5 separate regions of the Homo sapiens genome follow, and all the other regions are linked to region 1. The links are chromatin loops, found by intact Hi-C in ENCODE. Cell type or tissue: endothelial cell of umbilical vein. All regions are shown on one strand. Each heading gives the region's core, and the rest is flanking DNA. Links, peaks and the distances in the headings are about the cores only.

Region 1 (6,197 bases), core at 416-5,415:
ATTTAAATTATTGTAGAACATGAGAATAGCCATACAGAGTGACAAATGCTCTAGAAAAGGAGGGGATTCATTCCGGTTGGAGGAATCAGGACTGTGTAGAGACAGTTGCATTTGAACCATGTAGGATTTGGGCATTTGGAAATGAGGTGGAAACACGGCATCCCTATGTGGGTTGTGGAAGGATATTGATGACAAATAGACCTGCAAGGGCAGCCTGGAACCAGGTGCTGTAGGGACTTGAATAGCACCATAAGAAGTTTGGCCTTTGCTCGACAGGCAATGGGGGAACATATTCAGACCTTGATAATGAGAATACCTGGCAATGCTAGAATAGTTCTCTCCAACTTTTTTCACATGAGGCTATGCATAGAAGAATATTTTTATAGCACATTGGGTTAAATAGATGAGGCTTTTAACTGTTGAGGGCAACTGGCCCCATGCACAACTGCTACGGCCCCACCTAGGAGCCCTGAGGCCTTCAAGGATGAACACGTTAATATAGCTATTACTTATTCCTATGTGGCACGCCTGTTAGGGAACTATGCCATAGGGGATCAATTCTGTTGTAAGATAGAGAATTTTTTTTTCTTTTTAGACGGAGTTTCGCTCTTGTTGCCCAGGCTGGAGGGCAATGGCGCGATCTCGGCTGACCGCAACCTCCGCCTCCCGGGTTCAAGCAGTTCTCCTGCCTCAGCTTCCCAAGTAGCTGGGATTACAGGCAGGTGCCACCACGCCTGGCTACTTTTGTATTTTTAGTAGAGATGGGGTTTCTCTGTGTTGGTCAGGCTGGTCTTGAACTCCCAACCTCAGGTGATCCACCCGTCTCGGCCTCCCAAAGTGCTGGGATTACAGGCGTGAGCCACCACGCCTGGCCAAAGATGTTTTTATTTAGACATATTTATGTGAATAATTTATAAATGGAACTTGAGTGAAATGAGAGATTACATTCTATTAATAGGGTTGGTACCTTTGACTTCTACATAAATCCTGAAGAATATCATTCAATAAATTGAGAGTGCAGATGGTGATGACATTAAAATGTATACCTCTCTCTCCATCCACACATATTATAAATATATATGCATTTATATTATATATGCACATATATATATACATACACATAACACACACATATATATCAAGGAGAAATGCAGAAATGATTCCAAGTTTTGCCAAATATAATTTTGTATTCATTTTTATAAACAATTAGACACATTTTGGAAATTGTTAATTTTCACACTCCAGTGACTAATATCCTCACCCCCTACGCCCATGCCATATGGCTTTTTCCTATGTTCCTTTTACACATAGGCGAGTATGGAGACAGGGATAGGCCCAGGGGAGCCGAAGGCATGCAACTCCCTAAATAAAAGCTGCTCATGAGTTTGCCACATTGGCCAGTCTCTTTGGGATTGTAGTTAACATTTCTTATTAATAAAAATAAGAATAGTAAGAATAAGAATAACTAATATGCAGAATGCCAGGTGCCAGTCACTGTATGCAAACATAATCTTATTTCATGCTCACAACACAGTTATTACCCCCAATTTAAAGAAAATCTAATTTTAGGACAAAATTTAAATCCTTTATGCATTTTTCTCCTGCTAGAACTGAAACAATGAAAGAACTGTGAAGTGTAGCAAGTTTTTTATGTGATAAGTGCCCAGGAGTTGTTCTGTGTATCCTATCGTTGGGGCTCTTGCAAATATGAATCAGGACAAAATGCCTCATGCAGGACTGTTGGGGTATGTGGTGGGGGAGTTTTTGTTTGTTTGTTTGTTTGTTTTTGAGACACCCGCCACTGCGCCTACCTACTTTTTGTATTTTTAGTAGAGACAGGTTTCACCATGTTGGCCAGGCTGGTCTCAAACTCCTGACCTCCAGTGATCCGCCCACCTAGGCCTCCCAAAGTGCTGGGATTACAGGCATGAGCCACCACGCCTGGCCTGATATATGCTTTTTTTTTTTTTTTTTTTTTTTTTTTTTTTTTTTTTTGAGATGGAGTTCTGCTTTTGTTGCCCATGCTGGAATGCAATGGCATGATCTCGGCTCACCAGAACCTCTGCCTGCCAGGTTCAAGAGATTCTCCTGCCTCAGCCTCCCGAGTAGCTGGGATTACAGGCATGTGCCACCACACCCGGCTAATTTTGTATTTTTGGTAGAGATGAGGTTTCTCCGTGTTGGTCAGGCTGGTCTCGAACTCTTGACCTCAGGTGATCCGCCCGTCTTGACCTCCCAAAGTGCTACGATTACAGGCGTGAGCCACCACGCCCTGCCGATATATTGCTTTTAATTGGGCAGCCTGAGTATTTTGGTCCTTGACAACCCAATTAAACTCCAGCTTTGGCTATTTTCATCAATAAGATGCAAAGAAACACAGCTATGAGTCATTTTCCTTTTCTGTAGGACAGTTTTTCCTTCAATTAAATCAATACGCTTAAACAATCTCAGAAAACCCAGAATCTCAAATATCCTTGATAGTTCTGAAAATCAGGGTATTCATGGAAAAATTATTCATACTAAGATCTATTCTGCACGATAGAAGCACAACTTTGATGTAGAACTATTGCTATGATTTTAAAATATTATATTTCTCCAAAAAATTCGGTTAAAACCTTCATTTTTATCTATTTTCTTTTGCTTTATTCTGTCGGCTTAATGAAACCAAGAATGACAAGATACATGGAAAACCTGCATCTCAAGCCATGATTTTATTCCTAAAATCAAATCTATTTTTAACAGATACCGAGAGCCAGGGACTAATTTTTACACAAAATTATGCATTCATGGAAAAACTGTGAATGAATCTACTGCTTGTTAAAAGAACTAAAGTAAGTGATGGTGTAAACTGCCACCTAGAGTTGAGATTTAAATTCAGTTCAATATCTAATATAAAAATGACCCTATCAGTCCAAGATTTTTAAATCTCACATATTTAACATGTACACCAAAGACCTTCACTATAGAGTCCATTTCATCCTTTATCTGTAGAGTCTATGTCTCTATAAATTTGGAAGTTCTGCAAAAAAAAAAAAAAAAAAAGGTTTTTATTGAATGAGTACAGTACAAGATTACTAGAAGTAAAAATGTTATATATGTTATTATCTGTTGGCTATATTTTTTAAAATAGTCTTTGGGAAAGTATATTTAATATATTAACATATGCAAATTATTCACAGACAAAAGGTCAAATTATTTAGAATGTCTTATGTTCTAAATTCCTTGAACAAAAATATATTCAGCCTGGGCATTGTGGCTTATACCTGTAATCCCAGCACTTTGGGAGGCCAAGGCGGGTAGATCACTTGAGGTCAGGAGTTTGAGACCAGCTTGGCCAACATGGTGAAACCCCGTCTCTACTACAAATACAAAAATTAGCAGGGCATGGTGGTGTGTGACTGTAGTCCCAGCCTATTTGGAAGGCTGAGGCAGGAGAATTGCTTGAACCTGGGAGGCAGAAGTTTCAGTGAGCCAAGATCATGACACTGCACTCCAGCCTGGGTGACAGAGCAAGACTCTGTCTCAAAATAAAAAAAAAAGTATATATTATATTATATTATATTATATTATATTATATTATATTATATTATATTATATTATATTCAGCCCAGCTCTTTCAATCATAACCTATTTGTCTTCCTGCTTCACTTACATATACACTGTGGGTCAGAGGCTTTTACCACTCAGTAGGATCACTGTCATAACAGTTCACTGTGTGAGCTACTCAAATTTAAATAAAACAGTAAATTGCTGGGCGCAGTGGCTCACGCCTGTAATCCCAGCACTTTGGGAGGCCGAGACGTGCGGATCACCTGAGGTCGGGAGTTCGAGACCAACCTGACCAACATGGAGAAACCACGTTTCTACTAAAAATACAAAATTAGCCAGGTGTGGTGGTGCATGCCTGTAATCCCAGCTACTCGGGAGGCTGAGGCAGGAGAATCACTTGAACCCGGGAGGTGGAGGTTGAAGTGAGCCGAGATTGCACCATTGCACTCCAGCCTAGGCAACAAGGGCAAAACTCCATCTCCAAAAAAAAAAAATTTAAAAAAAATTAATAAAATAAAACAGTTAATTTGTGTGAGGTCTAGAAAGCTAATATCTCACCTCCTTAACTAGGTTACTCTAAAACCATACTCTTGTCAGAATCCCTAAAATTAATGGAGTAGCTATAAAAGAACCCAGACAGTTTCAAAAATTGAGAACAGCCATTCCTACCCCAAATTTTCACCCAGTCACAAGTAGAAAAAGGATTTCTACATCTAACTACTCATGCACATCATGGATCAAGCCTTAAGTCTGTGTGTGTATGTCATGGCAGTGTTGAGCTTTTCTGGGTCAAGCAGATGGGTCTATGAGATGAAGATTTAGAAGAGAGCCAACGCTAATACGTCCTCTGAAAAATTCTACTTTGTCTGCCACCTGACTAATTTATTTTATTTATTTAGTTAGTTTTGAGACAGCGTTTCGCTCTTGTCACCCAGGCTGGAGTGCAGTGGCTCAATCTTGGGTCACTGCAACATTTGTCTGCTGGGTTCAAGCGATTCTCCTGCCTCACCCTCCTAAGTAGCTAGAATTACAGGTGCCCACCACCATGCCTGGCTAATTTTTGTATTTTCAGTAGAGGTGGGGTTTCACCATGCGGGCCAGGCTGATCTCAAACTCCTGACTTCAAGTGATCCTCCCGCCTCAGCCTCCCAAAGTGCTGAGATTACAGTAGTGAGCCACCACACCTGGCCAACTACTCGAATTCTTAACCCTGGCTACGTACCTGGTTTATGTTTAAGCCTGTCAGAGCATGGAAAATAGGTTGTTGACTCTTTTCTGCCAAATATAATTTCCTACTTCTTTCTCCTCTAATAATTCCTCATTCTTATCCTCCCCACCCACTTTCCCAGGGCAAGTTTATTATCCTCATTTCCTCCCATAAAATTCTGTTTCAACATTCCTTTCCATTATCTCTTTGTAACCCCCATGGCCCAGTCCTCTGAGGGAAAACCTGTGTTTAATCCTGTCTGTTTCTATAGCTTCCTTCCATCTCTTCTAAACTCTTCCCATGTCTTTGCATCTCTTACAGTTTCCTCTGTGAAGCTCTTGCCTTCCACTGCTTCTATAAACAGCCAAAATGTAGGCAAAGCAAGCTTCCTCCCTATTCCCTAGAAATTTCTACACGTTAAACTGCATTCTTTTCCTCCTCATTATTTAACACTTACACCTTATTTGCTCAGTCAGCTTGCCAACACATACCTCTGCATCTCCTCTGTTTCTTCTGTCACTTTCATGAAGCCATTTTTGTCTATTTTAGAGGATTTCTATCCTCATTGCCTTTGTGATTTTCATCTCCATGCCCAGTCCTAACAGTGTCTTACCATTTATGTTGAAATACCTTGCAACATGACTTGAGCATTCCCCGTGTGAAAAGGATTCTTCTGCATGCTTTGCAGTTTGTATTACTTTTTCCTTTAAAAAAGCTCCATGAGAGTAGCATTCTTATTGTGCTCATTTTACAGATAAGGAAAGCTATGCAGGAGTTCAAGTAACTTGTCCAAAAGAAAAGTCAGTAAGTGATAAAGCTGGAATTTGAAACTCAAAAAGTTTAGAATCCAGAGTCCATAGATTTCGTTACTAGGCTATACTGCTTTAGCTTTTCTTCCTAACTGCTTTTACCCAATGCTAGCCATGAACCTCAAAAGACATGAGAAAACATAGATTTAGGCTGATTAAAGAAGGGTTTAGGAAGTCATCTCACCTTTTGCAGTGAAAAAACACAACGGATCCAGGCAGCACTCTTATATAATAATAATTTTTTAAAAATGGTAGAAAGGATTTGGAACCAGGCTCCTGGAATTTGATTCCAGGCTTTACCACCTGTGTAACTTTGTGTGGTTATTGATCTCTTAATTTCCCTTTGTGTGAAATGGAAATTATATCTGCCTTTAGCCAATATTATGATTCTAATCCAAAGTTGTGACTCTTTTTTTCTTTTTCCTTCTTTTGTACTCCCAATTATGCCTCTTCCAACCTAATACTGTCTTTTTGTTGGCTGTTGTTTGAACTGATAAAGATCCTAAGCCCCAGGTACAATCCTTTCCTCCTCTAATCTCTCCTTACGGTTCATTCTGGTAAATTTTGACTCTTGCTAAAGACTGCTAAATGTCAGGCTAATTTTCCTGATAGAACTCGCTGGAATAAATGAT
Region 2 (6,197 bases), core at 689-5,688, 150 kb before region 1:
AAAGGGGGTTGTGACCTCTTGCAGTACCAACTTGCAATGCAAAATTAGAACTAAGATAGCCTACCAGCTTCCATTTTAAAGTAATTTTCTGTTGGAGGAAGGAATTACTTTACAAATTAAATAGGTATTGGGCTATTTATTAGGAAATAACCACCCATTGTGCCAAAACCTGTCACTGCAACCAATGTCTCTTTAGGGCCATTGGGAAATATTTAAAGCAGTAATTTGAATAAGTATATGAATTATTTGCCCTCAAATAAAGAAAAAAACCCTAGCAGAAATCTTTGTATGTAATGATAGATCCAGGCTGGGCACTGTGGCTCATGCCTGAGCACTTTGGGAGGCTGAGGCAGGAAGATCACTTGAGGCCAGGAGTTCAAGGCCAGACTGGCCAACATGGTGAAACCCCATCTCAACTAAAGATATAAAAATTAGCTCGGTATGGTGGCACACACCTGTAATCCCAGCTACTCAGGAGGCTGAGGCAGGAGAATCGCTTGAACTTGGGAGGTGGAGGTTGCAGTGAGCTGAGATCATGCTGTTGCATTCCAGCCTGGGGGACACAGCAAGACTCTGTCTCAAAAACAACACCACAAAAATTAAAAATAATGATAGACCCAAATCCTTAGAATTCTGTGTTCGAGTCAACCAACAACTAAAAGTTGCCCCCACTAAACATATACATCAAAAAAAATATCCATTTCTTGACTCAGATAAGGATATAGTAGGAAAAATACTTCCTAGTTATTTTGGCTTTTTTCTTCAGCTATAAAATGAAAATAATATCATCTAGGTCCCAGAGACATTGTGACAACTACATACCAAAGCATTTCCCAGCGCTGTGTCTGAAACCCAGTAGGCACTCACTGTCAGTTCCATTACTTTACATCTTCTTCTCCCGCTACAAGAATACTGCCCTCATATAACATATCCATATTCTCACCAACCTACACACATAACTGACAACCAGAGTTTATTCAACTGGTAAATATGCATATGGTCTCTAAAGAAAGTCAATTCCACCACAATCTTTCAACTGCTTGTGAAAATGAATTAACTTAAGCTCTCCCAACCTTAAATAAAATATTATGATTGAATGCTATGGGGGCTTTTCAATACTATAATTACTGTTACTTGTACTTAAATTCTGCTGATACCATGGATCTTGAAGTTGGTTTCTGGGGAACTGGCATGTTGAAGAAATACAAGAATGCCTTCATTTCATAAAAGGTTGAAAAAGAAACACAAAATAATAATTCCGATTCAAATCAAGGTTGGATATGACATAGAAAAGTTCATCTTTTCCTCAAGATCTCTTCATCTCTTCTTTGTAAACTGTTAAGAGTTTCAGAGTGTCTAATCCTACTCTCAATAATAACCTTTTTTATCTAAAAATAAATTGCAATCATTAGTAATGCCTGTAAAAAGAATGTAGTTATTATAAAACAGTAAGACTCTTGTTAGTATAAGACAGTAAGGTTTAGGCCTCAGTGTTCCTGATGCTTTGAAATTCACGTTGAAAAGCTGGAATTCATTCTTTCGGTTAACTTGACTGCCACACTGAGCACATCTCTGTGTACTGCTCCCTTAAAAGGTTCAATTATTGAATGTTGATTAAAAGCTGTTTTTTCAACTCCTTTATAGATAATTTCAATGGTTTTTTTTTTTTTTTGCATATTCTTATGGTGCTCACCTTACCTTGGCTGTATTAGCTACATGTCCTGTCCTTTCTCTCTTTATTAAACCTACCAATTGACAGAATGAACACCCAGTAAATTACTGAGGTGCCTTTGCTCTGTGTGCTGATTATCACACAAAGCAGCTAAAGCTGCTGCCACAAGTCTCCAGAACAAAACCCGACACCCTGTGGAAGTGTAAAACTCTACGGGCAAGTATAGCCCTACACAAGGCAACTGCCTATATTTTTCAATGTGCAAGTCCCAAAATACTCTATTCAAAAGGCAGTTTTGACAAAAATTTAATATTCTAGAGGAGGGAGTCTTGCCAATTACCTTAAACCACACTTCCCACTCATAAAATGTAAGTTTTCAAATAAAATAATTTAAATTAACTTTTTCTTACCTCTTACATTCCAATAACCTTCCTTATCTGTCAGGATTTGTCCCAAAATTGAGATTTATCAGTGACCAGAGATGTAAGTAAAACACAGTTTTCTCATGGGGTTCTCCGCACTTCTTTCTCTAAAATGCAATTTGGCCATTCTCTCATCTCTATGTCTTCTGTTATGCTCTAAGTCCAAAACCCAACATCTACCTTACTGCCAGTGTGGAAGTAAACTCTCATCCTTAAGAACCCACAAAGAGTCTTCGATTTCTCAACAACCAGCAAGCTCTACAAATCACCATCATGCCCAAGAGAAGAGCAAATCAAATTGCTTTTGAAAGATACAAAGAGAAGCAAAAACTAAAAGCTCTCATTCTTAATCTAAAAACAATGCATATGTATGAGCAACACTAAAGTCTAAATATACACTTTGTATTTCACCCACACTGCTTATGACTACAGATTTTTGCCAAAAATATTACATTTAAGCATAATACCTCAACTTTTTGAAAATCTCCAAACCCCCTGTCTTTTCTCCCCGCTGCCTACCCCCACCCAAATATACTACTACAAACTTCTGGTAAAGGACAGATCTTCTTATCTTAAAAATGAAGAAACGAGGATGAAGAAAACTTCCCAAAGCAGCAAAATAGAAAAGGTTTGTGTTTGGGGACCATCCCTCAATTGGCTTTACAGACTGGAATGGAATGCTGGCTCCGTCTCTAATGAATGGCTTGACATTGAAGAATTTACTTAACCCTTTTGAACCTCAGCTACAAGATGAGCATAACATCCTCTATGATCAGCATGCATATTTATTAAACAAGCTGTAAAGCAGGATTTCTCAACCTTACTACTACTGGCCTTGTGGACCACATAATTCTTTGTTGTGGGGGGCTGTCCTGTGCAATGTAAGATATTGAGCAGCACCCCTGGCCTCTGCCCACTAGATGCCAGTAGCACTCCTCCCTTCTGTTGTGATGTCTCCAGACATTGCCAAATGTCCCAAGGGAGCAAAATCTTCTCCTGTGGAGAATCTGGTGACTTTTCTACCCAGTAGTAAATGTTTACTAGACAGTAGTCACTATCATCATTATCTATTAGACACTGATTTCCAGATACAAACTGTGATATAATTCACATTTCAAACTTCCCATACATTACCCCCAAAAACATTCTTTGGTGGCAAAGATGGAAAGCATGACAAGATCATGGCAAACACCCCAAGGATTGATCAATACTTGATGAAATGAATTCTCAATATGACACCTATGGTCTTTTAAGTAGAAAAGAATTTTGAGAGAAGTTGAAAGGATGTAAAATCCCACAGCTTTGACTCACGGAGAAAGTTATGGGCACAAACCACCACTTCCCAGTCATAATGTCAATTTGTAGCAGAGCTGTGACCAAAATAACTGACACACTTACTTTCAGTCCAACAGATATTTCACTTTACCATGACAGGTATATTGGGAAAATCCAAATTAGACAGTCAGATTTTCCAGTGTCTATTCACTATCCAAGTGTGTTTTCCCATTAAATCCCTCTGATCAACTGGCTAAGCTCCTCAATCTCTCTTCCTGTTTCCTTCACTACGCTGAACAGTTCTTCAGAAGACCGACAGTTCTCTAGAGTTTAGAAGACAGGAGACAAATTCAACCAAGACAAGTTTGGTGGTAAGAAACTGGTAGCTTCGGTCTCTCTACTGTGCCATAACAAACATTTTCTATGGCAAATGTCCTCAGCTGAGATAGAACAGACTGCCTTTCATATTTCACTTAACCAACATACATTGCTTGGTCAGATCAGTTTTGCCTCTAAGACCTATTCCAACACTGCTGCTTGCTGTATTTTCTAAGACTATTTAGTATTACAGGCATGTGACAGTATCTAGACTTGCAAGGAAATAGCATGGAGCATGCAATGGACTGGTGCACTTTGATTTCAGATATAGCATCTTTTCTGTTATAGTAACCTACCATTTACTAAAAGGTCCATGTTAGAAATAGAGTGTAAAGTTTGTTATCATGTTCTTGACTCAGAGAAAATAAGCAACCAAAAAGTGAAACAGGAAACATCCAATTTTTGCTTGGCCCTAATTATGGTAATTAAGGAAATTAGTCTAACTCTAGAAGAGCTTCAGATAAAATATTCTGAAAGAAGCCAGGTTCAACTCTGATATCCCCATGCTGACAAAAATGGGGTACTCATGCCGTCTTAAATCTAAGCTACCTGCATTCAGCATGCCACTTTTCAGGTGTTTTCCGATTTCCCATACTACCCTTTCTTGGCCAATATTCTCTTAAAGCCCAGATGTCCAGCTTCCAAGTTCAGCATTAATCTGATAAATTAATCCATGTCACTGTAGTAATGGCTTTCCCTAAAAAGAATATACAAAAATAGGCTCTGGATACAAAATAGACAAGGATTTGAAGGCTAGTAATTTGGACCATGTTACTTTCTTAAGCCCTGGACTGTAGGGTGTGGAGTAATAATATCACCCATCTGATAGTCTGCTGTACATAATGCTGTTCCTAGCACATGGTGAATGTCAATAATAGCAACTATATCATTAAATTCCTCTGTTATATCCTAAGTAGCTCAGACAGTGAAATTGTCAAGCAAGCTAGAAAATAAGGGAGTTATATTAAAATTATTTTCCCCAATAAAATAGGGGAAATATAATGAAGAAAGAATTTTTATAAAAAATTTCTATGTTCTATACATGAAGAAACTGTGACATGGCCAAGACAAACACAACATGTTGATGTAACATTCCTTTCCAATGGCCTTCACCCCCATTCTACCCAGATTAAGTAAAGTTAGGGATCTGCTATATTTCCCATCAAGGAACCATAAGGACTGACAATATTCCAGTTCTGACTCTCATGTTCAAGTCTCTGAAGGAACAAGGCAAGAGAAAGCAAGATGTCATAGAGAAATGTGATTACTTGGCTCATTTGTGAAGTAGGGATAATAACAATATAATCCTCATGGATTCTGGTGAGGAGTAAATGAAAGAATGCATGTTAACCCTGAGCCCTGGCTTTACTATGGGGTTAAACTCCCATAAATGTTGGTTGTTATTATTACTCAGAGGAGTTTAAGATCCTCATCACACTGACAAGGCAAATGAGACTCAGAGAGATCTGTAAGTGATGAAGGGGGAGGAAACAGAGCCCAGTTGTCTAATGTGTATGATAATAACATAAGAGAGGAGGAAAGATGTGGAACTACAGGAGAAAGAGTCAATCCAGGGAGCACTACCACTGCTGCTGACTCTTCATTCTCTCCATTGTCTCTCCATTCTCAACTTCTGAATTCCTTTCCTAGGGCTGCCGTAACAAAGTACCACAGACTGGGCAGCTTAAAACCACAGATGTTTATTTTCTCACAGTTCTCAAGGCCAGAAGTCTGAAATCAAGGTGTCAGCAGGTCCACGCTCCCTCTCAGACTCTGGATGGAGTCCTTCCTTGCCTCTTCCTAGCTTCTGCTGGTGGCAGGCAATCCTTAGCATTCTTCAGTGGGTGCATCATCCCAATGCATCAATTCAATGCTGCATCATCCCAGTCTCCACCTCTGATGTCACATGGTGTTTTCCCTGCGGGGATCTCAGTCTCTCTATCTCTTCTCTTTTTTTTTTTTTTAATTTTTTATTTTATTTTTTGAGACAGAGTCTCGCTCTGTTGCCCAGGCTGGAGTGCAGTGGCGCGATCTCGGCTCACTGCAAGCTCCGCCTCCCAGGTTCACGCGATTCTCCTGCCTCAGCCTCCCGAGTAGCTGGGACTACAGGCGCCCACCACCACGCCTGGCTAATTTTTTGTATTTTTTGTAGAGATGGGGTTTCACCGTGTTAGCCAGGAAGGTCTCGATCTCCTGACCTTCTCTTCTTTTTTATAAGGATACCAGTCATATTGGATTGATAGGCCACCCTACTCCAGTATGATCTCATCTTAACTTCATTACATCGGCAAAGACCTTTTTTCCAAATAAGGTCGCATTCACTGGTACCAGGGGTTCAGATTTAAACAGACCTCTTGGGGAAAAACAATTCAACCCACTACAACCCTCTCACCTGGAAATAGTTTATAATGTTGCGGTTTGGTTTGGTCAATCCTAAAGCTACAAATGTG
Region 3 (6,197 bases), core at 418-5,417, 350 kb before region 1:
TTCTTGGTACTCACCAAAGACTATTACAGTTACCAGGGTGGGTGTCCCTGGTCAGGTGTCAAAAGCTTAAGACTTGGAACTAGGTCTTATTCATTGTTGATCCCCAAAACTTAGGACATGGGAGCTTTTAAAAGATACAATGCCTCTAGGCTCCACTTCCAGGGATTCAAATTTGTTAAAGCCTAGACATCAGCATGTCTATAAAAATCCCCTGAGGATTCTAATGTGCCCCCAGGTGAGAAGCCCTGACTTTGGGCTTCATGAGAGATAGTGAGGACTGGAGCTTTCACTGTGGGTGAGGTGTGTATCCCTTTGAGAGGTGTGACTCTCCACTAAAGTGTTGAGAATAGTCTATATGGAAACAAAGGCCCAAGCCAAGAACTGGGCCAACAAGTCAGAGGCTACTGTAATAATCTGACAGAGAGAATAGAGCTTTGGACCAGGGAGGTAGCAATGGAGGTGGTGAGAAATAGTCGTGGGTCTAGATATATTTTCCCTAGTAGAGCCAATAAGAAAGAACTGGAAATCAGTGGATATGGAGTCTGGGAGACTGAACGGGTTCAAAGATAACTCCAAGGTTATGGGCCTGAGCATCTAGAAGAGTAGGTTTGCTACTTTCTAACATGAGGAGGCCTTAAGAAAGGATAAATAACACATAAACCTTTGATGCTATTCATTCCAGAAGTGGGCCAACCATCCTTGAGGTTGACATTATTTAAAATGGCATCCACCCTTTAGTAATGGAGTTCTTTTCCCTGTCATACTTTCTCCATCCTGACACCCTTCTCTAAACCAGGCACCTTTTCTTCCCCAAGCCAACTTCCCAGCCCTTCCCAGAATCCTCCTTTCCCCTCATGAATCCTTTCTCATTTCCCATATGCTTATTGGAGGTATTTTTCTCCCAAGGGGACATTATTCTTGCTTCTTTCTTCATCTTGAAACTAACTGTTATTTTTCTCTCTCCTACAGTGACCCCACACTTTGCCTTCAATCCTGTTCTCGAATGTCGGCTTACTATTATCCATGACTGTCTGCTTTCTTCTCCTGTGCACCTAACAAGAAAACCACCTTGGATGCCCCTGCCAATCGGCAATCAGCATGATCCTCACCAGCATACTGTAGAGGTGGAAACAAACAAAAAACATTCTGCGTCTGTCTATAGAATTAGATCCTTTCAATATGGAAATAATAATCTCTTGCTAAGTAGAAGATAAGGGACGCGGTATATCAAAATGATACGTTCCCATTAAGTAAGCCTTGAAAGTTATTCTCACTGACAAATCAAAGATGTATCTAACTATACTCTTGGAGGTAAAATGGATTCTGTGATATCTGATATGGTAATCCACAAAAATTAGTTACTCTGTGATAGCTTAGAACCATGACAGTTACACTCAATATCCCTTTCTCAACATCCAAAAATCTTTCTCTTATGCCCAAAGTTTGTGATTATGAAAAAGAAACAGGCCAAGTAATTCAAATTGTGATGCTCACATTCATATCCTAAAGTATGGGACTAGAAAAAATAATTTTCTGATTGTGCCCCAGCTTTACAGATGAACAGTGTTTAATGCTGCTAAATCGATAGTGAAGAAGGGATTACTTTAATACAGGCTTTACATGTAGATGATATTGTTCTAAATGTTATTGTCAGGAGATGGTTCAAATAAGAGAGAAAGGACCTGAGAAGGCCGAGTGACATGGGAGCTTTACATTTATTCCACTAGAAATCTCAAAGGCATTCTCACCTCAAAGAAGAGTAAAATAAATTTAACTAGTTTGAAATGTTAAATATCTCTCTAAAAATGAGGCGAATACATAATGGAAAGCAGAAATATTTCGATTTCTGCCCTACTTTTTATATAAATTCTAAATGAAATATTCAAAGCTACAAAAAAGTTACAGCTCTCCAATTTAAAAGAAGTGGATAACAACATTTATATGGTTCTATTGTGCACCAGGGCGCGTCTCATCTGGGGCACACTATACAATTTGATTGGAACTTGGCTTAGTTCAGGAAAGAGAAGAAAAGCTAATAAGGCAATTATTCATGTGCTACCTAAAATCAGACAGGAATTTGAACCTTCTTCAAAAAGGCACAGTATATAAAGGAACAGTCTTTCCAAACCTCACCAATATGTACAATTTCTGAACTAAACCACTTTCCCATGTAATTTTCTTATTCCTGTAATTCCACAATAACACAAACATTTTTTTAAAAAGCATATAAAATGATTCTGTGGTTAAAATGGAGTATCTTCAGCAACATAAAGGCATATCACCTATTTAGAATGGCCTGTTATTGAGTTTATGACCATTCTCTAGCTCACCTTTTTCCTTTCTCTTGTGTGGTACATGGAATATGGTAAGTATTAAAAACACATGTGAAACAAGTAGGGAGATGAATAAGGTAGATGAACTAATGATGAATGGATAGGATGGAAAGAGTATGAAGGTTCTGAAGGTCTGGAGTTAACCAGGGAGGAGAGAGAATAATATGTAAGGGAAGAGATAGAAAAAGTAGTTGTAAATACTAAGAACAATTTCCATCTCCTCCACTAGGTGGACTCAAGCCAGATCTGACTTGAGTAGGGAAATTTCTGACACATCTATAGAACTTGCCTTACATATGTTAGAGTCCTTAGGCCTTGAGGTGTGGATAGAGGAACCTATTTGGTCAAGTTCTATGAAAATACGTAGCCTACAAAAATGGCGATTGCATATGTTCAACCTAAGACAAATATTTTTATTCTCAATACTAGTTATTTCCTTAATTATCTCTCTCTTCTCTCTTCCTCTAAACCATGACTTAGATAAATGTGCTGGAAAGTGGACAATTGGAAAGTTCTCCTAAAAAGTTTATGGGACTGCTTGAGGTCACACAGCTGGCCACAGGCAGAGCAGGGGCCAAGCAAATAGGGTCTACCCCCGGCCCAGTGCTCTTTCCACAACACTATTGTGACAACTGGGGTGGGGGGTGTCCAAGGAGAGAAACAAAGTGGGAGGAAATGTCAGACTTATCTGCTCACTCAGAAATTCACTAAAGGACATAATTATATCTACCAAAATAGAGATCCCTTCCTCCTCATATACCAGAGCACAATGAAGGAATAAAAAATGAGTCAGCAGAAAGAATGACAGGTCCTTCAAGTTCCATGAGCTAACAGCACTTTTAAAGAGTAAATCCCAAGTTTGCCAAATTCAAGAGTCCTCTGCTGGTGATTAGTTAACGTGATTGACAATAAGGGATACTCTGAAGAGCCACCGATCCTGCAGCAACACATCTTTCAAGGTTGGACAGGAGAGCCGGTACAAAGGATTTTATTCCCTCAGTCATTATTACTGTCCTGAAAAATAAGAGCTTGTACTATTCACAGCAAGCTCCTCCATTAGCTGGAAGTTAAAGACAGATTTCGAAGCCTTGTGGAGGTGTCACCACTGGATTTAATGAGAAATCAACCACAGAGTACAGGAAGGGAGAAAAATACAGTACAATCAAGTATCTGATCAACCCAAATTAATCTCATAAGCAGATAAAAGGAAGTTAATAGGCTGCTACTGCAAGCATCCTTGATGATCACTGGGCCCCTCAGTGTGGTTGAATGTCCTCAAGACATTTCATCCACGGATTTGCTGATGAGCCTGTTAAAAGTCAGGCTGCCTATAGTGACTAGCAGGTGCTGAAGTAAGTTGGACTAGAGAGTGAAAAAAAATCTTTAGTTCCCACCACCCCTTGTGAATTGTTAAGGTTAACATTTGGACCTGAAAATTGGTCATCAACAACAACAAAAACCTGCTAGAGTAACTAAAATAGATTCTATATGTGAAAAAGAAAATTACTTTTCTCACTCAGTTTGTGCTCCAAGAAAAAAAAAATCAAAATACTGGATGAATGTTGTGATTGCCTGCCATTAATGGCAAAGCTGTTATTTTAAACAACTGCAAAGAAACTTTCAAAAGCCTTCAATAATTTCAATAATATTTAAGCCTAGCTGTAGATGACAAATACATAAGTTGGATGGCTAAAAATTTTTTTGAGGAACACAACAGAAGTGCCTCTTAAATTTAGCCTTTTTTATGTTTTTGTCAGAGCTAAATTACAAGCAATATATTGGTGAGTTTTAAAAGTCAAAAAAGAAAGTAAATTTAGCACAGAGTTTACAATGGCAATTTCTCATTCCAATAATGATGGGGAACTCATAAAATTTAGGCTTTGCAAGAATAGCAGATTTGTTTGACTTATTTTTAAATTTATAGGCGTCAACAAATAACATAGTTTCCAAATATTTGATCTGATTTTTAAAATCTGGCTGGGAATCTGCAAGTTTCCATTTTATTGGTTGCTAGATGAGCTTTTATTTGTAGATACATTGTGCCTAATTTTAAACTGCATTTTGGCTTTATAGTTTATGTTTAAATGCATAAACACAAAAAGAAGGAGATAACTAAAAGATACTTAAGATCTGAAAGGCGATTTTGAAAGTTTTACTGAACCCCAAACAAATCTTCACCAGCAACAGAAACTACTCTAGTTAGTATGAATAAAAAGAAAATACCAGAAAATAAATACCACGAAGTGTTTTTGTTTCAACCATCATGGCGTTTTTAAGATTATCAGCTCAGAACTGTAAAAGCAATCAACAATTACGGTAAATGCTACTACGCTAACAAACATTTAACGTTTGTTTGTATCAGTGCTTGTCACACTACAGGTTACAGAGGAATCCCCCGGAAATGCAGATTCTGACTGAGGAGGTCTGGAATGGGCCTGAGATACTGCATTTCTTGGATCTATCTGCTGTGATACAAATACTGCTGATCCCAGGGCGAGACTTTGAGGAGCAAAAGTCTGTAATGTACTAAGCACTATACTAGTCGTTATGTTTTTACATTTAACCTCCACCACCCTATGATATAGGGAGTATTATCCCCCCTTATCACATAAAGAAACAGAGGAAAAGAGGTATTTCACATAATTCTGTGACAGACCCAAAGTATGAACCCAGGTCTCTTTGAAGCCAAAGCACAGACCTTCTCTGTAATAGTTTACTGCCTTCGTCTCTCAAGAAAAGAATTGATCATCATCAGTAGTTAATGCTACTTACTAGCAACTTGCTAATTCATGATGAATTGATTCAAATCAACAATAGAACAGTTTAAAAATCCAGATGCTGAGGCCCCACTCCACTTTACTTCTTTTTCCATGAATGCAGTAGGAATTGTCAGTTCTAAATATTTTCACCATCTCCACAGGTGACTCCAGGTATCACTGAAGTTATTCATTAGTTATTGCTGTCTGTAGTTATCGTTGAAACAAATGCCATCTGCATTCCATTTGTTATTGAAAACAGTAAGTGTGAGGTGTGGTTGCTGATCAAGCTGATCACCAAGATGGAAAGGATTTCATATTTTTTAAAAAGGCAGATGTTTATGTAGCATTTTTGTATTGAATTAAAACATACAAAATTTAATCTTTCTATTAATCCCTTGGCCTGAGCTACAGTCCTATTGTAATTCTCCCTTACTTCACGAAGGGCTCTGATCCAAGAGATGCTGGCGTATCTTGCAGCTGCAAGTAAAAAACCATCCCATTCTAACACCTCCCTAGGAGGCCAGGACACTGGGATGAACCAGGCTCTGATATAATTCTTTTCCTCTCTCTTTGATGCTGTTTTGATGGCAAGCACATGTCATCAAAAAATATATGATTAGTCAGAGCTCCTACAGGCAACCATTATCATATTTTCTGGAGTTTAAGTAGGGCAAGACTCTCTTCCCATTTCCACTCTTACCAACCATTTTAAAGAGCCTGTATACAGGCCATTTATGCAAGACAGAGCAATAAAATTTATGAAGAACTTTTGGCAACACGGATTTCTGTTAGACTACTAAGTATTTCTGTTAGACTACTTTGGTAACACAAAAGTAGTCTAACAGAAACAAAACACAAAGGATTGCCTTACACCATAGATTTACAGATTTTCCCCAAAGTAGAAAGTCCCATCCCCCGAAACAATTCCACAGGTGGCCAGAGGCTTTTCACTGCCTTGACACTACTTTAGGCAGCAGTTGATTTAGCAGTTATCAGAGAACACAGATATGGCACAAGCACGGCATGCCATCAGTAACAACTGGAGCCAGTTACTCAACTCACGTTTGGGAAATACATACGTGAGTCATAGGTTCTACTATTTTTG
Region 4 (6,197 bases), core at 824-5,823, 200 kb after region 1:
GCTAATCATACACATAAAAATGAAACTGTGATGGGGGTTGTGAACAAACGCCTTTTGGCACCTGCTTTTGTCATCTTGGTTTGTTTTTCTTCCCACAGCATTTTACACCTCCTAATTTAATTTGTGTCGGGGGGGGCCCCCCTTCTTCCAGCTGTTCAGACCTAGAGGGCACAAACACACTTTCCAGCTGTGGTTATTGCAGCTTAACATGGAGCAGGGATTGAGCCAAGAGCACTGGCCAAATCATATTCAGGCCTTGAGGTCTAGCGCTCACACCGCCTTATCCACTGTGAGCTGCTAACTTGAGACTGTGAGTCTGATAGGGAGTCTGCAAAGTTCAAACACTGTCAGGAAGTTTATCCTATTCAAACAGTGCTTTCAAGGGGACTTAGAGGGACATTGGCTCAGAGTGGCCCATGTAGGAGCTTTGCAATATGAAAAGGAATTTTGGTTGGAGTAGCTCCTGTGACATTCTCGCCATACTCCATTGAATTTGTGCCAGTCCACCTCTCCATTCTCAGGAGAGTCAAGCTGCTGTTTTGATATGCTTTCTAGGGAATATAGGCAGATCCTGGGTGCCAACAGCAGGCACACACACCAAGCTAGGAGTATGAAAAATTAGAAAGTTTGCTTTTGGTTCTGCACTTTAACACAATGGCAATAATATGAACAGACAGTGGTAGTATGCTTTCTCTTTGGACCACAGACAATGGGAATTTAACCTTAATCCTCAGTCCTGCTGCTTTCCAAAGGAAGATGAAAGGTAGTTGCAGAGTTGAGCAGACAGAATGATACGAATTTGAAAATCTCAGCAGGTGTGGGGCTCAGTGCGCTATCCTCAGGGACAGTGCTTCTCTAGATCTGTTTTCTGCTGAAGCCATCACTGTAAAACTACTGTTCATTATTTCTGTAACTTCCCCAGGACGATAAGGGATGTCAGCAATAACATGGTACATTAAACAGACCATAAATTTATCTCCAGGACTAAAATAATACTTGAGTGCAAAAATAAATGGATCTGGCTGCCTCATAAACTAAAAACTTAGTACCCAAAGGGACAAAATAAGCCCAGAAATAATTCAAAATACATAAGAAAATTCACTTCATGATAGAAGGACATCTGAAATTAGTGGGGCAAAGAGGGCAATTTAATAATGGATGTTGCGACAAATAATGAGCTTGTTCATACCTTACCTGTGTATCACAGTAAACTTAAAATACATTAAAAATCACACATTTAGAAAGAAATCCTGAAAGCACCAGAAGAAAGTATTAGGATAATTACTTTTTATCCTTGAAGTGGAGAAGGTCTAATGATGACTCAAAATCCAAAAACCATGAAATAAATAACGCAAGTACATAAAATTAAAGATAACTTTTGCATAGTAAATTATACCATAAGTACCTAAAAAGTTAAATGAAAAATTGGGAAAATTTTTTAACTCATGTAACAAAGACTAAATTCCTAATACATACAGATCCAAAATTCAATTTGAAAAAAGATTTATTTTAAACATAAAGTCAGCATATTATACACATTCTGACCCTTGCCTTTCAGCTCAGTGAAAGCTTCTTAGTTTTTCACAGCTGCGTTTCATTGGGGGAATCATAATTTCTTTAACCATTCCCCTAGTGATGAATATATGAGTTTGTTTTTCCAAATCTTCTGCCATTAAATCATTTTTCAAAAAGAAGAATTATAATGTTCAAAAGCTTAGACTCTGAAATCTGGTTGCCTGTGGGTTCGAGTTTTGGCTCTGTCAATTTCAAGCTACTTAACCTTGGGCAAGTCTTAACCTGTCTGTTTCCTCATTTGTATAAGAGATTTGAAGTTAATAGAATCAACAACAGGAGACAGTTGTGAGGATTCAGGGTGCTAATATGTAGGTAAAGGACTTAGACTAGTACCTGGAGCACAGTAAGTCCTCTGAAAGTGTTAGCTGTTATTACCACTATGTGCCAAATGGTAGAAATTGGACTAACTTTATAAACTTCTGCTTTTATAATGTTTAGGACTCATGGTAAGAGAGGCAGAACTTAAAGGGCAGATGCTGTCTCTTAATGGCAAAAAGGGAAGTCCAATGGTGAGGCAATAACTGTTTCTTGCTGTTTAATGAACAGCTGCTTAAAAATGCAGCATGTCAGTCACCAGCGTAGACATCAGTAAATGAAAGGAGTGGCTTTGAAACGTGAATTTTATTAAGTATAGCAGGAGATTCTGCTGCAGATAGACCCAGAAGACATTTTGAGAAAATAATACTATCCCCTGGGTGAACGATACTCAAACTGTAACTATAGTGCCTTAGAGAAATTGATCAGGTTCAAGCTTCATGGACGTTAAGCCATAGTTTAGATATTTAAAAACATCATAGACCAGCCCAGGGAAGAAAATTTCAATGAAGTATCAGAATGTATGATGTTAACTTTATCAAGTCATTATTACTTCATAACTACCTTCTGGGTATGTTGCTTGTTAGTGTTTTGCATTCTAATTTATACTGTAGGTCCTGAGGTCTGGAAGCTTGATTTCTAGTTTGTCCCCTAAGTCCAGGACATATTCTCTTAACACATTTTGTTAAACACATTTTAATGCTCTCTAAACACATTTTTACGTCATTTAGAGCTACTAAAGATAGAGGGAAGTTCTAATGCTTGCTTCAAGATTTTTTGTAGCCCTGTGAGATCGAGATTGGTGGTATAAAAGAAATAGTACAAGCTTTATAGTCAGTCAAATCCCAGCCCATCAATTACTAAACTGGGAAATGTTGGGAAAGTTATTAAACTTAGAAAATCAGTTTCCTCTTTTATATCATGGTGGTAATACTGTACTCTATTCCCACAGTTATTCTAGAGAATAGAGATAATGCCCATAAAGAGGAAGCCACGCAGCAGGTTTTCAATGAATGGCAGTATTATTTGATTAAAGCTGTCTTTTCTAGGGACTTCTCTTCTTGTTGTCTGATGCCCCCTCCTGGACAGTCCAGAACCTGAGCTGAGCAACTGTCAACATCACTTGCTTGAAACTAAAGGTCATGAGGTATGCAGAAGCAGTGTTTTAGGAAGAGTCTGAAATCAAAGCCAGAGCCAGTCCAACCAAGGGGCAAATCCAGAGGGTATGGTAGAGGTGGAAACCAGAGAAATTAGATGAGGGTGGAGGTGGAAGCCTGGAGGAATTGTCTGAATGACAATATAAGATATTACTTCCCACTGATAGTTACATGCCCAGAATTTACATACATTATCCCAGTTAATCTTCACCAAAATCTCATAGGACAGTGGTCCCCAACCTTTTTGGCACCAGTGACTGTTTACGTGGAAGACAACTTTTCCACAAATGGCTGCGAGTGGGATGGTTTTGAGATGAAAGTGTTCCACCTCTGATCATTGGGCATTAGTCAGACTCTCATAAGGAGCACAACCTAGATCCCTCACATGCACAGTTCACAACAGGATTCATGCTCCTATGAGAATCTAATGCCACTGCTAATCTTACAGAATGCGAGGCCAGGTGCGGTGGCTCACACCTGTAATCCCAGCACTTTGGGAGGCCGAGGTGGGCGGATCACCTGAGGCCAGGACTTTGAGACCAGCCTGACCAACATGGCGAAACCCTGTCTCTACTAAAAATATGAAAATTAGCCCGGTGTGGTGGCGTGCGCCTGTAATCCCAGCTACTTGGCAGCCTGAGGCATGAGAATCACTTGAACCTGGGAGGCAGAGGTTGCAGTGAGCCAAGATCGCACCACTGCAGTCCAGCCTGGGCAACACAGTGAGACTTTGTTTCAAAAAACAAAACAAACAAACAAACAAACAGAAAGTGGAGTTCAGGTGATAATGCTTGCTCACCCACTGCTCACCTCCTGCTGCACAGCCTGGTTCCTAACAGGCCACAGACCAGTACCGTTGATGGCCCAGGGATTGGGGGCCCCTGCTGTAAAACATAGGAGTAAATATTAATAAATTTTGATTAAGCAATAGCTTCTTACATGTGACACCAAAAACACAAAGAACCAAAGAAAAAAATAGATACATTAGACTTTATCAAAATTAAAATTAAAAATTTTGTGTTTCAAAGAGCACTATCTAGAAAGTGAAAAAACAACCCACAGGGAGAAAATATTTGTAGATTATATATCCGTTAAGAGACTTGTAACCAGAATTTCTAAATATATATATATATAAAGACTGTATAAAGAACTCTTACAACCTAATAATAAAAAGGCAAACTATTTAATTAAAAGATGGACAAAGGATCTGAATAAACATTCCTCCAAATAAGATTTACAAATAGCGTGTGAAAAAGAAGTTCAACATCATTAGTCATTAGGGAAATAAAAACCAAAGCCACAATGAGTTAGTACCTCATATTCACTAGAATGACATTAATAAAAAAGATAAAGACATGGAGAAATACAAAACTGATGGGAATGTAAAATGGTGCAGCCCCTTTAAAAAACAGTGTGGCAGCTCTTCAAAATGTTTAGCATCGAGCTACCATAATACCCAGCAGTCATGCCCAGATTTATACGCAAGGGAAATGAAAACATATATCCACACAAATTCTTGTACACGAATGTTTATAGCAGCACTATTAATAACAACCCGAAGATGGAGGCAACACAAATATCCATCAATGAATGTATAAATAAAATGTATTTATACAATGGAATTTTATTTGGTTGTAACAAGGAAAAAGTTTTAATACAGTCTACAATATGGATAGAACTTGAAAATACTATGCTAAGTGAAAGAAACTAGTCACAAAAGGCCACATAATGTATAATTTCATTTATATGAAATGACCCAACAGGGAAATTCCATGGAAACACAAAGTAGATTAGTGTTTACCAGGGGCTGCGGGAAGGAAGAGAGCTGGGGAGTGACTGCTAATGGATATGTAGTTCCTTTCTGGGGTGATGAAAACATTCTAGAATTAAATAGTGGGGATGGTTGCATAATTTTATGAATATACAGACATACCTCATTTTATTGTACTTCTTCACAAACTGAAAGTTTCTGGCAATCCTGTGTCAAGCAAGTCTTAATCATTGGCATCCTCCAATGAAATATACCTGCTTTGTGTCTCTGATTCACCTTTTGGTAATTCTTTTTAATATGTCAAACTTTTATTATAATTTTTAAATTTTATTTTAAATTTTATTTTTCCATAAGTTACTGGGGTACAGGTAGTATTTGGTTACATGAGTAAGTTCTTTAATGGTGATTTGTGAGATTTTGGTGCACCCATCACCCAAGAAGTATACACTGCACCATATTTATAATCTTTTATCCCTCGCCCCCCTCCCACCCTTCCCCCCAAGTCCCCAAAGTCCATTGTATCACTCTTATGCCTCTGCATCCTCATAGCTTAGCTCCCACATATCAGTGAGAACATACGATGTTTGGTTTCCATTCCTGAGTTACATCACTTAGAATAATAATCTCCAAGGCCAGGCGTGGTGGCTCACGCCTGTAATCCCAGCACTTTGGGAGGCCAAAGTGGGCGGATCACCTGAGGTCAGGAGTTCTAGACCAGCCTGGTCAACATGGTGAAACCCCACTTCTACTAAAAATACAAAAATCAGCCAGGTGTGGTGGTGGGCATCTGTAATCCCAGCTACTTGGGAGGCTGAGGCAGGAGAATCACTTGAATCCGGGAGGCAGAGGTTGTGGTGAGCCAAGACCACACCATTGCACTCCAGTCTGGGAAACAAGAGTGAAACTCTGTCTCAAAAAAAAAAAAAAAATAATAATAATAATAATAATAGTCTCCAATCTCATCTAGGTCACTGCAAATGCTGTTAATTAATTCCTTTTTATGGCTGTGTAGTATTCAATTGTATATATGTACCACAGTTTCTTTATCTACTCATTGATTGATGGGCATTTGGGTTGGTTCCACGATTTTGCAATTGTAACTTGTGCTGCTATAAACATTCATATGCAAGTATCTTTTTTGAATAATGACTTCTTTTCACCCAGTAGTGGGATTGCTGGGTCAAATGGTAGTTCTACTTTTAGTTATTTAAGGAACCTCCACACTGTTTTCCTTAGTGCCTGTACTAGTTTACATTCCTACCAGCAATGTGGAAGTGTTCCCTGTTCACTGCATCCGCACTAACATCTACTGTTTTTTGATTTTTTGATTATGGACGTTCTTGCAGGAGTGAGGTGGTATCACATAGTTGTTTTGATTG
Region 5 (6,197 bases), core at 435-5,434, 370 kb before region 1:
AGGGCTAAAGAGAAGGCAGAAGGAGAAAGTTTGTGTTAGGAGATTTTGGATCCTAAAAGTTGTTAAAGGATTCTTTACCTCTAAATACATCTCCAAAAGATGCCAGTAAGAACCACAGCTCAGAACAACAGATGTGTGATTGCATAATGAAATCTTGGTGTATAGTAAAAATACCTAATAGAAATAATTAAATTATGACCCCTACAGTATAATAGATGCCTAAAAACAGTGGTATTTTTCAGAAAAATTAAGCATTTCTTGGGGCATATCTAATTGAACCTTCCCAAAAATCCATGAGTAAGGTATTATCCTCATTTTTTAAATGAGAAACTGAGATTCAGAAAGGGTAAAAGACAAGTTCAAAAATCACACATGTAGTAAGTGTGCTCAAATCTGGTCCATAGTATAAATGCTCAATAAGTGTTGATAGCTAAGCATTTCCTAAATGAACATACGAATCTATACTCCATATCTTACCTCTTAATCGCTGACATTGCCTCTATAATTAATTAAATCAGATAAATGTTTCCCAAATTCTCCTGATCATAAGAATTACCTGGGGTGCTTGTGCTTTTCATGTCCAACTGCAGGACCCAAAATATTTTGTGGAGCAGCCTAGAAACTGATATTTTAAACCAGCAATTCAAGAGATCCTAATGATGAGGGAATTTTGAGAAACAGTTGCTAGTTACTGCATGATCCGTCTTTCAACTCCAAAATTTGCTACCTACTTCTCTCTTAAAATTAAAAGCAAGAATCTATGACTGTCAACCCTTTATCTATTTCAAAACTCAATACTTATCATCTACTTTGTAAAAACAGAGGGCACTGAGATACAGATTAAAAACATACTGCCGGCCAGGTGCAGTGGCTCGTGCCTGTTATCCCAGCACTTGGGGAGGCCGAGGTGGGTGGATCATCTGAGGTCAGGAGTTTGAGAACCCCATCTCTACTAAAAATACAAAAAATTAGCCGGGCGTGGTGGCATACACCTTGTAGTCCAGCTACTCGGGAGCCTGAAGCAGGAGAATCACTTAAATCTGGGAGGCAGAGGTTACAGTGAGCCGAGATTGCATTCCAGCTTGGGCAACAGACTGAGACTCTGTCTAAAAAATAAAATAAAATAACGTAAGATAAAATAAAATAAATAAGAACATGTTGCAGTTTATCAACTTGGTCTAAGATCCCTTTGTTTAACTGAATAGGAATAAACACAATTTACATGGGAGTTGTTGTTTTTGTTAGTTTTGTTTTCCCATTAGTGGTAGAAATCTAAGCAAATGTCTAAGTAAGGATGTTCTAGTATTAAAACTTTCTGCATGGACTCATTATGAAAAACATCCTCCCCTAAGCCTCCCCAGGGAGTCATAATGGGGTTCCCATAGTATCTAGAAACCTTACTTCATGTTTTATTTCTTGGCTGCACAACTAAGAGTGTTGCTAATGAAGTGCTCATTTTCCTTCACTTTCTGCTAAGAGTGGGAAAATTTATAATATGCTTTAAAAATACACATAGCTACATATTCTAGCAATTGTTGAGTGGTGTGTACTTTGCAGTGCTGGTAACTAGGATTGGAAAATGTTACATTAATACGGTGAATTTTATTTTTCACCAAGTATTGTGTTCTAAAAAGAGTTACTGTGAAATATTCATTCAGTATGGTGCAGAAAACAAATATGAACAACTTTTAAAACCCCCATCCCATGGTACAATATAAAGAAATTGATGCATAGATGTCTTATTTCCTTTGTGCCGCCAGCCTCTCCTATGAATGCCACACCCATGAATTAGGAAAGACTGAACAGATCATTTTAGACCTAGAAAACAAAGTGGTGGATTGGCTATTCCACTTTCCTCAGATGAAGAAAAATGACCTGCACTCTCAGCTTCTGGCTCCCAACCAAACAATGGGAAATTTTCTCCTGTTGCTATGAGATTTTGGTGAAATATAACTGATGAGAATCATCAATAAACCATACCAGTGTCTATTGTAATTGTGGAAGAAAAAAGTGTCTTTCGATCCCATTGACCATTACCTTATCAAAAAGCAAAAACATCTTATTTTCAGATGGGAAGGAGAAGATTCTGAGAGTATATTTACTAAAAATACTATTTCCTGGTCAGATGATTTTTTTTCTTTTAATGACAGCAAAAGAACAATGTAAAAACTGCAACTCTCCTCTTCAATCTAAGGTAAATAATTCCCAGAAAATATTCACATATATCTTTTAGTTCAACATAAATGAAAGGAAAAAATGCAAGTTGTGTTAATAGCGGTTGTGACATCTAACAAAAGCAAAACTACAAAAGCTAAAACAGCATGTGACAATTTTTGAGAGTTAAATTATCCAAATTCTCTCATAAAAATAGTCATAAAGATGTAATGACAATGAGTGACCCTTGTTTCAAAGCACTGTCAAGTTAACTGTACTTTGAAATCTAGTTCAATTTATCTGCAACATCAAGCCATCAATTTCAAAGGTTTTATAATTCATAAGACATTTTTAAAATAGAAACATTTTGGGTTTTTTGCAGCACAATTACTGCTATCCTAGGAAGGAGAAAGAAACTTTCTTCATTATGGGCCATAACATAACTTTTCTTTAGCAAAATGATCTGTAATTAAACCAATTACATTTAGCATTCAAAAATTCAGAATGTTGTTTCTATATTTTCTAAATTAGCATTGGTCTACTTTAGTCTCTCTAGAAAAAATTGAGAAAAATGAGTTCCTGAAAACTTAAAATACCTACCTTTAAACTCATGTCGTTTCTGCTGTGTTTGGAACATAAATGTACTATACATGCGGCTCCTTGAAGAGAAACAGACAGAAACAGGAGTCGTTGGAAAAGAGTCAACTCTAATGCATGCCAGAGGCCAGCAGGGGGAGTAAAATCCCAAAAATACAGGTAAAAGGGGAAAAAAAATGCTGAATGAAGGTATAGGCAGCACCAACTTGTAAAGAAAAGAGAATCAGTCACCCAGTCAAATAAAAGGTGAAAATCAGATTCTTCAGGGCCTTGGCTCAAGAAGATAAAATGAATTCTCATCCACCTGTGAGAAACAAATGCACCTCTTTCTATGTATGTTCCAGGGAGCATAATAAGCTAAAAGGGCAAAAAATTGTCCTTGAAATTTTGTAGTTTTTTTTTTTTTTTTGTCTTCTGTTGAATAATAAAGGGAACAAAGTGTCTTATGAGAACACAATCATGTACTTTCACTAAACAACAATTCATTAAATGAACAAGCTTTGAATCCCGCTGTGTGGTTGGCTAGGAGAATTGTGATTCCTAATGTCAATAACCTCTTAATCAGATATTTGTTCTAATATATGAAAGGAAATAATGCTTAGTATGATCTGCATGGATTAACAATTTAGAAGCACAAAGGAGGGAGAAATTCCTGAAAGCAATGAAGAACTAAAGAACATTTTAGGCTAAAATATATTCTACATTCTAATGTTTCATTTTAAGTCATTTTGTACACAAGGACACAGCATTATCTAGAAGAAAGAAAATTCTGGGCTTTGGAAACACAATATCCCTTTCAGGTCATAGAATTACCAATGCATCTGATTAAATTATTACCTGTCATACCTCTCAGGAGCACCTACTACCATCTGACAGGTGTTTGCTTGCTGGTTATTTCACTCATTACATAAGTGAAGGGCTATAAACTTCATCTTCTCTTATTTCCATTAAGATGTGAGGCCGTGAGCTTTTAGTAGAGAGCCCAAGATCATCCAAATCCCGATTATGCAAGCTCTCTGTGGAATGACCTGACTGATTACTTTTTAATAGAAGATTTGTTCATTAAAGACTGCAGCTCCTTATGGATTTTACTTATCAATCCTTAGAATTTGGTGAATTTTTTTCAGTGTTAAAAAGAGAAAGTTTTGCTAGAAAATCTTCAACTGTGCAGTTAACACTGAATTTGATAAACAGTACATTCCCAGTAACAGCCACCAAAATTCCAAGTTAAATCTGTGCCCTTGGAATAATGCCAAAATGCCACAGCATATTTGCACTTTGAACAAATTGCAAATTTTTAACTCCTATTTTTTTCTGCCAAAACAAAGGCTGAAAATATGTGGATTCTATCTTCCCTGAAAACTTTACAATGGTAATTTGGGATGCAAAGAAAAATGATTTTAAGACCAATAGAATGGTAGATTAATTTGATTTACTATTTAAGTACGAATACTACCTGAACAATTTCTGGAAGCCATTTGTAAACATAAGTGCTATGAAACAGTCACTAACATAATCTATATGTGAAATCAGACAATATTATTAGAATTCTTTCTGTGCTACTTGGCCAATATTCTTAACCATTCAACCTCAGTTTCCTTATCTGTGAAATGAGGATAATAATACCTTATAAGCTTGTTGGAAGAAGTCATTGAAATAATATCCGTAAAGTGCTTGATCTAGTTCCTACCACATAGTACATAATCAACAAATAATACCTCTGATATCTTATTAGATATTTTCATCTACTGGGTTCAAGACACTAGTCATAGCATTTGCAAAACAAAAATAATTTTTGAAAAGACATTTCCAGCTTTTACTTATAATCTGAAATACCCTAATTTTTCACATTACATGTGCTAAGAAACTGAATATTTTCTGTCAAAGGCCACTCCCCCAAGACAATTACTCATTAAGACCCTAAAAAGTGATATTTCTATTGAATTGCTCAACACAGAAGAAATTGTAAAGAAGGCAGATATGACTTGGTCCTGACCCAATACAGTTGGGTTATTGGAAAAATAAGGGTTTACTAAACTATTTCTGAACTATACTAGACTAGACTAGGCTATGTATTACTTTAGTGGGTATCCTAAAATAAATATCATCTATGCTTACTTTTTGATAAAACAATACTATGATTCTTTTTGTTAGAAGTAAATACATATATAAAGGCGAATTTACTAAGAAAATAATGTTTTCTTGAGAAAATGCAGTTCAGTACCCATAAAATCTATGCGGAAATGGTTGTTATTTTTACTGAATCCAAGAAAAGTAGAGAAGGCAAAAGAGCTCTCTAGTTAGATCCAAGGTAGAAATTTATTTCTATGTTTTATATTTTGCTGTTTTTAAAAATGTACATTAAGCAAAGTATTCTTTAATATAAAAATATGCTTAAATTTCTGTTTTAATTTTGAGTTTAAAAAATCGCTCCTTCTTCCCTTTCTCAATATTCTGTAGAGACACAGCAGAGCTGAACACACCATACACTAGGCAACATTTTCTGTAGATAATCTGAATTCTATGATGATTTGAAATATGCCTAATATTGTTTCCATTAAACTCTGTCAAATATGTTATAACTGTGTTAAGAATTTATATAACATAAATTTCCTTGGACATTTTAAATACCAAGTTACTAATTACCTTCCTTGCCAAAAGTTCATAAGACATAAAGTATTTACTGTTAAGTAGCTTCTACATTTCACCTTAGGGAACGGTGAAATGTGTTCCAGTGGGTAGTTTTAGTGACACATGCCTAAAAAAAACTGATGAGTAAGATACCATAGAGATATGTTAAAATCCCATGCTGCTGGTTTAACAGCCCAACTTTTACTGAGAAAGATGGAAATAAATGTGTGTCTTCCTTGACAGGAGATTTTATACAGGAGGGTACCGAGAGGATCCAAGTCATAAATAAATGACTTGGCAAATTGTTACTGGGAATCTTTTCTCCGGATAGGGAATTTCACTCTCAGAGGAACATTTTGAGCACCATGTAAGTGTCCTTAATACAATTTCTCCCAAGAAATTTTACCCAACTAACTATATTCACAGTTACCACCTGTCTTTCAAGATGTATGATTCTTCTCTCTCATTCAGTAGATCCACTTCACTCTTTGCTTGCACATAACGCAAATATTCAGCTTGTTTAATAGAAATAGAAATTGAATTCAATATAAGTGGACAGACAGCATTTACAAATGAAAGACTGTTTCATGTGATTTGTAATATAAAATAGTGATAAAATAAGTAATTTATTGGGTGTTTGCAATGTGTCTATTCAGTGATTTATACCATTACATCAGTAAAATTTATCAGCCACTCCGAAAGTAGGCACAACTATAATTCTAATTTTTAGATGAGGGAATTGAGGCAGAGAGGTAATTAGCCTTCTTAATAAAAAGTGAAAAAGTAAGCATTTAAAACATTTTTCTTGTAATATA

Evidence for each region. A loop is a pair of places that touch in the nucleus more often than their neighbours do. Peaks named below come from ENCODE experiments on the same cell type or tissue, not always from the same donor. Only the 100,000 strongest peaks of a DNase experiment are listed, where the experiment ranks them.
Region 2: it touches region 1 in a loop (10-fold over the local background); 8 of 110 quality-filtered maps call a loop at or near these places.
Region 3: it touches region 1 in a loop (10-fold over the local background); 9 of 110 quality-filtered maps call a loop at or near these places.
Region 4: it touches region 1 in a loop (8-fold over the local background); 8 of 110 quality-filtered maps call a loop at or near these places.
Region 5: it touches region 1 in a loop (14-fold over the local background); 39 of 110 quality-filtered maps call a loop at or near these places.

What each region holds. Positions count from the first base shown.
Region 1 is chr7:17,968,248-17,974,444 of GRCh38, reverse strand. No RefSeq gene overlaps it. Among named protein-coding and RNA genes, the nearest start is that of SNX13, 31 kb to the right of the region's middle. In endothelial cell of umbilical vein, for the core only: no CTCF peak of the experiment used is centred there; a DNase peak (open chromatin) is centred at 2,844.
Region 2 is chr7:18,117,020-18,123,216 of GRCh38, reverse strand. It overlaps a transcript of HDAC9 not described here. Among named protein-coding and RNA genes, the nearest start is that of MIR1302-6, 7.2 kb to the left of the region's middle. In endothelial cell of umbilical vein, for the core only: a CTCF peak has its summit at 2,995 (motif pointing right); no DNase peak of the experiment used is centred there.
Region 3 is chr7:18,317,541-18,323,737 of GRCh38, reverse strand. It overlaps a transcript of HDAC9 not described here. Among named protein-coding and RNA genes, the nearest start is that of HDAC9, 180 kb to the left of the region's middle. In endothelial cell of umbilical vein, for the core only: a CTCF peak has its summit at 2,551; a DNase peak (open chromatin) is centred at 2,577.
Region 4 is chr7:17,766,804-17,773,000 of GRCh38, reverse strand. No RefSeq gene overlaps it. Among named protein-coding and RNA genes, the nearest start is that of SNX13, 170 kb to the left of the region's middle. In endothelial cell of umbilical vein, for the core only: a CTCF peak has its summit at 2,970 (motif pointing left); a DNase peak (open chromatin) is centred at 2,960.
Region 5 is chr7:18,342,536-18,348,732 of GRCh38, reverse strand. It overlaps a transcript of HDAC9 not described here. Among named protein-coding and RNA genes, the nearest start is that of HDAC9, 150 kb to the left of the region's middle. In endothelial cell of umbilical vein, for the core only: a CTCF peak has its summit at 2,875 (motif pointing right); a DNase peak (open chromatin) is centred at 2,882.